Regions from separate parts of the Homo sapiens genome. Here region 2 is linked to region 1. Evidence: read pairs that join two places in POLR2A ChIA-PET (ENCODE). Cell type or tissue: Panc1. All regions are shown on one strand. Each heading gives the region's core, and the rest is flanking DNA. Links, peaks and the distances in the headings are about the cores only.

Evidence for each region. Peaks named below come from ENCODE experiments on the same cell type or tissue, not always from the same donor. Only the 100,000 strongest peaks of a DNase experiment are listed, where the experiment ranks them.
Region 2: POLR2A ChIA-PET joins it to region 1 with 6 read pairs; 2 of 35 experiments call an interaction of 5 or more read pairs at or near these places.

What each region holds. Positions count from the first base shown.
Region 1 is chr12:53,699,886-53,704,279 of GRCh38, reverse strand. No RefSeq gene overlaps it. Among named protein-coding and RNA genes, the nearest start is that of CALCOCO1, 25 kb to the left of the region's middle. RefSeq lists an enhancer at 2,201-2,495. In Panc1, for the core only: CTCF peaks have their summits at 2,064 and 2,317 (motif pointing left); a DNase peak (open chromatin) is centred at 2,309; H3K27me3 peaks cover 651 bases.
Region 2 is chr12:53,774,814-53,779,207 of GRCh38, reverse strand. The region is part of intron 1 of LOC105378250 (a long non-coding RNA gene); the gene reads right to left. Among named protein-coding and RNA genes, the nearest start is that of CISTR, 25 kb to the right of the region's middle. In Panc1, for the core only: no CTCF peak of the experiment used is centred there; a DNase peak (open chromatin) is centred at 2,137; H3K27ac peaks cover 4,000 bases.

The DNA of each region.
Region 1 (4,394 bases), core at 72-4,071:
TTATGGAAATCACCCAGGCTTTATGTCCCTATATAAACTTCATCTATCTTAAGCCCTCTTTGCAAACTGTGGCTAACACCTGCCTGTTATTGAGAAGATTGAATGAGATCAGATGTGTAAAATGCCTTGTACAAAGCCTGGCACATGGTAGGTACTTGGTAATCTTGAGTTTCCCACTTTTCCTCTTACCTCTGCATATTTGGAGAAGTAGGGAAAGAACCAGGAAAGCCCGGTTCATATGTATGGGCTCACAGAACCTCAAAACCAAAAATGCTCTTAGAGATATATTTCCAGTTACTCATTCAGTAAAGAAATTCCCTGGACCACATCTCTCGTTGGTAGTCATCCAACCTCTGCTTAAACATCTCCAGGGGCCATTCATTGGTTCACTTAATAAGAACAAGGCACTGTGGGAGCCACAAAGAAGGGCTGACACAGATCTTGCTGTTAAGGAGCTTATATATTAGCAAAAAGACAATACAGAGAAATAACCGTAATATAAGGTAAAAGCGATATGTGTCAAATGAGATGCCATGACAGAGAACTAACAACCTTGCAAGTTATTTCATGCTCAAAAAAGGGTAGCTCTAATATTAAAATTCCTCCCAAATCTCAGACCTCAGTTTTCCCTTGCATTTCATGGAACATGGAACAAGATCCTTCCATACTAGGTCATGGGTCATCCTTAAGGAGGACCTGCAATAGCCTTAAAACTCCAGGAGGGAGGCAGGGCGCAATGGCTTACACCTGTAATCCCAGCACTTTGGGAGGCCAAGGCAGGTGGGTCACTTGAGGTCAGGAGTTCGAGACCAGCCTAGGCAACATGGTGAAACCCCATCTCTACCACAGATATAAAAATTAGCCAGGCATGGTGGTGCATGTCTGTAGTCCCAGCTACTTAGGAGGCTTGAGGCAGGAGGATCACTTAAAACCTGGAAGGTCGAGGCTGCAGTGAGCCCTGATCATGCCACTGCACTCTAGCCTGAAAGAGACTCTGTCTTAAAACAAACAAAAACAACTCCAGGAGGAGGGTGTGGAAATGGACATGGAACAGGTGTGGAGAGAACTGGGACTGGCTGCAAGATCCTCCAGCCTCTTCTGTACCACCAAATGATTTCTGGGAGTCCCTAAATGACAGCCTCAGCCTCTACCTACTACCAGCAACTCCTGTCCCCCTAGAAAGCCATGCACATCCCTACTCCCAGGATTTATCCTAATGGTTTTGTCTGTGCTTTTCTCTCCCTCTTCTCCCCATCCCTATCACCTTTTCATCATCTTTTATCAGTATCTCTACAATTTTCTTTGTATCTGTCTCCGCTTCAGTCTGTGCCTCTCATCATTTTGATTTTTTGTTTCTATTATTCTTGGAGTCTTTCTGCTTCTATCTCTGACTCTCTTTCTCTTACTCTCACCATCCTTGATTTCTTGATAGGTTTCCATTTTTCTGTCTCTGGCCTCGTTTTCTCCCCAGCTGCCGCAAAGCCATAAACCTAGCTGGCCCTGCAGCAGGCAGCCGCCAATCAGTGGGCTCCAGGAGTTGAGGGGAGGGGGTCAACAGAGAGATGGGGGGATGGAAAAGCTGAGGCACTGTTGCTATAGCAGGGGAGAGACGAGGTGCAGAAAAGAGATGTCCCTCCCAAAAGGCAGACACAGCTACCTCCACAGACAGTGTCTGGACTCCTTTCCTACAGATAGCAAATGACTGGCCCCCACTTACTGTTGTGAGGCAGGGTACCTGGATCCCTCCCCTGTATTACCCAAACCATGATTTCTCCTCTGAAACCCCTGGCCACAGATCACTAGAGATTTGCCTCCTCCTGCATTCTTAGGCCCTCCCAAGATGAGGGAGCTACAGGGCCTTGAGGGTCCGAAGATCCTGAGACAGATGCTTACATGGACGTTGAGACAGGAAAGAATGGTCAAGACAGGTACAGTGGCAGATGCTGAGATGAGTTGGAGGAAGCACTGAGAGGAGGGAGAGTCCTCCCCAGCCAAGGCTGATCCAGAAGCTTGGGTGTTCCAGGCTTCTTAGCTCCCTGGCCATTCCTGAAGCAGAACTGGCTGCCAGAATCCCTGATCTCTGGTCTAGGTTGGGGTTCAGCAGCTTAGGGTGTTACTTACTGGGCTACTACTACCCAGCTTGTCGTAAGAAACCTACTGGCTCTGTGGGGATAGGAGGAGATAGGAGGGAAAGGCGGGGAAGGCAAGGGATTAATGTAAGATTTTAGAAGAACACAGGAAGAGGAACATTTCCATCCTGTTGGGCCAGGAGACAAACCCAGAAAGTGGTAATTCCTGGTGTGCCGGCGACCCCTGCTGGCTGCACACACCACCGCCTGGGAGATGGGAAGGTGTAGCCAGCCTGTGTGAGTCCAAATGCGTGTTGGATGTGACACTGCACACAACAATGACGGTGCCCATGATTACGTGTGGGCACTCCTGGGTGAAGGCAGTAATGTGACTGAACACAGAAGCCCCAAAGGTCAGGTTCAGAACTTCTGGCTCCCCTCTGGGACTCTGGGTGTCTAGGAAGGATCATTGAGCCCAGCATGTCTCCTGACCAGTGTCACATCAGTAGCAGCATAGATCCACTCAGTGAGGCACTGCTGAGGTCAAAGTAAATGTAACCAGTCCAGGTGTAGGGGAAAGAGTGCAGACTTTGGAATTACACTTACCTGGGTTGAAATCTTGATCCTGTGATTACTAACTGTATGACCTAGAGCAAGTTCCTGAACTTCTTTGAGCCCAATTTCCTCATCTGTAAGAGCATAATAATACCTATCTTAGAGGGTTATTGTGAGTGTTTAGCACAGTGCCTAGCAATAATAAGCATTTAATAGATGCTAATTTTCTGCCTCCCTCTTCCTTTATCAACCTCCCACCCTCAAGGTCAGGCAGGGATTTCAAAAGGCAAATAAACTGGGGATAATGTTGACAATGATGATGGTGGTGGTTTATATTTACACCACTCATGCAAATCATTTTAAACATATTTTTAACACACGGCTTTTTTCCTTTTTATTAGCCAAGCACATCATGATCATGTTTTATTGGGATGGAAATATCCTGATGTTATGGCAGGTATCTAGAAAGATGGCCTTATGAAGTGATAACAAGGCATGACAAATCTTTCTTTCTTGTGATACATTTTCATTACTCAGGTTAATCAGGAATTACCCATTAGAACAAGGGTTTAAGATAAGTACATGACAGTCATCTGTGGAGATCAAAATCTCCTGATTTTCCCAATGGGTATCTAATTGTTATTGCTAATGTAGAGGGACAATTAATGCTTAGATTGAACTGGTATTCAAACATTAGAATAACTCAAGGAGATATGACAGGTAGTTAGAAATAGTATATTCTGAAATTTAAAAGAAAACAGATTTCAATTGCACCAAAGAATATTTTAATCCCTGCAGCTGTCCATCGATAGGGGCAGACTGCTTATTAAGAGCTCCATTTTAGCAGGAGTACTGAAGCTGAAGCTGGCTGGCTCCCCAGCAGGCTGACTGTGAAAGAGATTCAGGCTGCAGAGGGAGATTGGATAAGAGGCCTTCTGAGCTTCCTCCACAAACACACTCAAGTGCATGATGAATACTTAGCTCGGTAGAAGTGTCGCTCCAAACGGCATTACTGCCATACCCATAGTAACTGTTTGTCACCATGAGTCGGGGTAAGGGCGTAGTAATAATAACAATGGTGTTCTTTTCCTCTCTGAGATTTTGTTCTCCCAAAAGAGAGGAAAGAGTCCAGAATCATTCCCCCACTAACCATCCCCACGTTTTTCTTGATTTTGTCTGATTCATCTTTGTCTTGGCTTCATAGTATCCATCTTCAAGTATTTTAAAGAAAACCTTACTTAAGGAAAGAGCTTTTTTTATCCTTTAGTTTCCTGCCTATAGGAGGTGGGCAGGCAATGAGGATGGGAAGAGGGAACAAACATTTGCTGAGTTCCTATTAAGTGTAGACTTTGTAATTTTTGCATTTGATTAAGAGAGGTGTGTATGTGCTTTCATGCAAGTAAGTGTATGTATGTATATGTATTCCTGCAAGTGTATGTATATATTGTTTTGTATCTGTGGATGTAAATGTGGATGAATCTGAAGGAATTCTCTGCTGTTCAAGCCTCTCTGAACAAGGGTCTGGGGTCTTGGTGTCTAGCTTAGTACAGGGAAATCTGTATGCAGCTCCTCTGAGGATTTCAATATCTTCTGTGTGTACAGACTACCCGGGAGTTAGTTCTTCTGGCTCCAGGATCTTTGTGCAGGATCCCAGGTTTGTCTGTCCCCATCCTGCACACAAGTGTGTTGACATATCAAGACTCCTCCACCTCCTTGCTTTCCTGTGTGCATCACAGTGTGTGCAGATCCATTTGTCCAACCAGCCCCACG
Region 2 (4,394 bases), core at 240-4,239, 75 kb before region 1:
CCTAAGGTCAGGAGTTCGAGACCAGCCTGGGCAACATGGCGAAGCCCAATCTCTACTAAAAATACAAAAAATTAGCCGGGCATGGTGGCAGACAGCTGTAATCCCAGCTTCTCGGGAGACTAAGGCAGGAGAATCACTTGAACCTGGGAGGCAGAGGTTTCAGTGAGCCAAGATCACGCCATTGCGCTCCAGCCTGGGTGACAGTGAGACTCCATCCCAAAAAAAAAAAAAAAGAAAGAAAGAAAAGGGCAAGGCTCAAATATTATAGCAAAAATAATAACTGACATTTATTGAACATTTACTATGGGCACTACATTGAGTATTTTACCTGTGCTTCCTCACAACAACTCTAAGAGACAAGTCCTATTGTTGTCTTCATTGTGTACGTTAGAAAACTGAGATTTAGATAAGCCAAGAACTCGTGCAAAGTCACACAGAGAACAAATGGTTGTGCCAGGATTTGAACAAAGACTGTCTGATGCCAAAACTCAAGTGAACTCCTATGCCACGCTGCCCTGCTTCCCTACCGCTCTGTTGGGATTGTACACAAGTTTCCTTCAACACCCCAATTCCTAAAATGGACACAGATTGAGAGGGAGGCCACAGATTCCCTTTAGTGGCTCTTTGGACCTCAAGAATACTGTCTTCTGTCCAGCCAGCCCTAAAAGGAAGAAATGATTAAAAGAGGAACACAGCATGAACAATTTGCTTCACGTTATTTCTGGAAGAGGCAGTACTGGGTACTACAGTAGTAAGAGCAAAGAATATTGAGTAATTTTCTGGAGTGGAGCCATAGCTCTTCTGCTTAACTGTATAAATTTTGATAACTTGCTTAATCTCTCTAAGCCTCAGTTCTCTTATCCATAAAATGGAAATGATAATATTTGCCTTACAGGATCAATATGAGAAATAAATGAGAAGATACAAACTATCACACACTGCTGGTGAGGGCCACCATCCTGGTACAGTCTTCATGGAATTAAATGTGCACACGCTCTCTAACCCAGCAATCCCACTGCTAGGTATACACCGCAGGAAAACTCTCTGGGTTCATAAAGAGGCTGAGATAAGGATATTTATCACAGCACTGTTTGTGGTAGTAAAAAGTTGGAGGCAACCCAAATGTCTATTACTAGGTGAATATGTAATAAAATCTACTGTATGAGCATAGCGGTCAGAAATAATGAAGTTGATTTCCATACAGCAACATAGATAAAGCTCAGAAACAATGTTAAGTGGAAAAAGTAAAAGCAGGATAAAGCATATAGCACAATGTCATTTATGTACATTAAAAAGCGGTCAAAATAACACTATATTTTTTAAGGATACAGATAGATCTATTTTAAAATGTAAATCAGATCATGTAATTCCTCTGCTCAAAACCTTCCCCTGGTTTCCCTCCTTATTCAGAGTATAAGCCAAGATCTGAGCTTACAGTGGTCCACAAAGTCTTGCATGATTTGCCACTGACCCAGCTACCTCCCAGCCTTCTGTTTCTCTCTCTTTTCTCACTCATTTTGCTCTGGGCATTGGCCTATACTGACCCTTCTGGCCTCCTAACATACCAGGCAAGACCTGCCTCAGGGCCTTTGTACTTGCTGTCCACCCACACCTGAACCACTCCTACCCTAGATGTCCATATGGCTGGTCTTTAATGTGCATTTGATGCACCACACGTTTCAGTGAAGCTTTCTTACATCACCCTGAAGAAAGCGGCAATCTGCTCCTGACCACCCACAATACAACTTATCCCCTACCCTGATTTTTTGTTTGCATAGCACTTATCACTATTTAACGTATCCACTCATTTATTTGTTCACAATCCTCTCACCCCACTAGAACGTAAGCAACACAAATGCAGGTTTTGATTGTTTTGTTCACTGCTGTGAACACCTACAACTGTGCACCTACAACTTCTCAGCACCTGCAACTCTGTTCAACACATAGCAGGCACTTTATATTTGGTGAATGGCTGAATGTCTCTAAATAAACATATAGAGTTTGGATTGGAAGAGCACTAACTAAATACATGAAAGCAGATGGCTCCCACAAGGAAAGGAAATGAGAAATAGAGGTGAGGGGTGAAAGGGAAAAATAGAAGGAACCGAAAAGGGGCCTTACATGGGTTTGAGTCAAAACCCATGACTCAAACAGAAGCATGCAGAACAAACAAACAAACAAACAACCAGACTGACAGAAGAAAAAGCAAACAGATGATTGGGACTCCTGAGAAAGCCTAACTGCAGCCCAGTGTCTAACAATAAAGAGAAACATCTTCCTTGAATGCAATTCTCAGAAATATCTTTCCCTGTGCAATAATCTGCAATTATTCTAATGGTTTATATTCAGTCTGGGTTCTTCAAACCAGCTGTCAGAGCCCCTTCCTAATCATGCCCACCTCTACCCTCAAGCCTATTACCCCACTCCTAACTCAGCTCCTCACATTGTGACTTACCCTGCATGCAGCAAGTTTGGCCTGCATCAATTACTGGTGTGGCCAAGAGGTGCCCTCCTCACTCCTTTCTATCTGGTCTTGGCCCTCTAGCTCTTCTCAATCCTATTCTACAATCTTTCCCCCACTTCTAGAAGCCTTCCCTATGCCATCCTGACTGATTTCCCTATCTCCAACCTTCCTTCCCATTTCATCAGCACTGACAGCTAACCCTGATGCTCAGCCGAAATTAGTTTTCCCTTTCTGTCTGATGGTGTCCTGGGTATGTCCCTTAAATTCCTTTATATCTAAAAGCCTCCAGAGGGCAGGGCCATGATCTATGTACCTGTTCCTTCCGAATTCCATGCTCCCACCACCGACCCTTGCTACGCAGGACAAGGATCTACTCAATTGTACCGAGCAACCAAAAGAGACACTTAGGACAGAGAAAATAAACACATAGCTGTATTGATTAACAACTATGTCTTGGGATGCCTAGAAATAGGAATTTTTTTTTTTGAAAGAGAGAAAGGGCCAGACAGAGGTGGGAACAGGAGACTAGAATACGCACAATCTTCTATTTAAAGAGCATTTCCTAAGGATATTTCCTAATAAGGGCCCTGGGCCTGTGGATCTCAGTTTAATTAGGAAACAGTCTCTCCCAAAGGAGGTGCTTGGCCCAGGGGAGGTGCTTAAAGAAATACAGAGAAAGGCCAGAGAACATGAAGCCAGCTTGTATGAATTCCATCATGCCCCTGGCTCCCTCCTTCCCTCCCTTCTACTCCCTGTGTTTCTCTCATTCTCTGAGCTCTTTCCAAACTCCAAAACAAAAGTTCCATCCCAAGTAGCCAAGAAGAACTCATGTCGAATCCAACAATCCGCCCACTACATTGAAGGCTGTCTTGTTTTCCCAGCCAACCCCACCCACTCTCCTTCATCCTGAAGGTCATTGTGTTCATTCCTCTGTCTCTAAGAAGGGCACTACCCTCACTCAGGACCTTTCCTTTTCAAAACATTTTTCCAAGGAAGTAAGTTCCACTGGTTCCCGTGCTGGGGTGCTAACAATCTTGCCAATCCGGAAGTTTGGCCTCATGGCTCCTGCTGAACAACTTCAAATAGAGTGTGGACACAAAGTGCTCTCCTAGAAACTTGATAAACGTTCACGAGAGGAAAGCAATGGAGCTGCTACATAATTATTTCAGGTCTCAAAGCTTCCAAGAAGTGGACTTTAAAATGCAACATCTCCTAGAGATTATATCAATCTCTTTGCTTGTAAATACAACTCCTTTCCTGATCCCAAATTATATAAGTTTGCTCTTCCTTAAAATTTCCAGAGAATGAAAACTCTGGAGCCAGTCAAACCAATGTCTCAAAAAAAAAAAGAAAAAGAAAAAAAAGTAAAGGTTTCTGGATATCTAAGCTTTCCCAGAGTTTCCAAAGCCCTGACTCAAGTACCTCTGCAATTATGGTTGGAGGCAATCAGAAATACAAGAGTAGAGGCTTTGTGTTCAAGGTGACCGCTTTAAATAATAATAACCATGGCGTACGCAGTGCACCAACAGCTCTAAATGCAAACAGTTCAAAACACGTAAGAAAAGGTAAACTGTATAAAAGCCATCATGAACACAGGGTCTGAGTTATATATCCAAGGTCTAGAAGAAATTAGTTAAGGCCAAACAAAAAACAGAATCTTCTCATATTCTCTTTCTGTGTGTGCCTTCTCTAGAAGTCTATGTCTAGTCATGGTCCCTTATTCATTCATTCAACAAATATTTACCGGTCCTCAACTATTCAGCACTGGGGATACAGCAATTAAAACACACACACAAAAAAATCCCTCCACTCAAGTCACTTACATTCCAGCAAGAAGAAGCAAACAACAACAAGTAGTAAGAATACATATTGTGTTAGGCCGGGCGCAGTGGCTCACGCCTGTAATCCCAGCACTTTGGGAGGCTGAGGC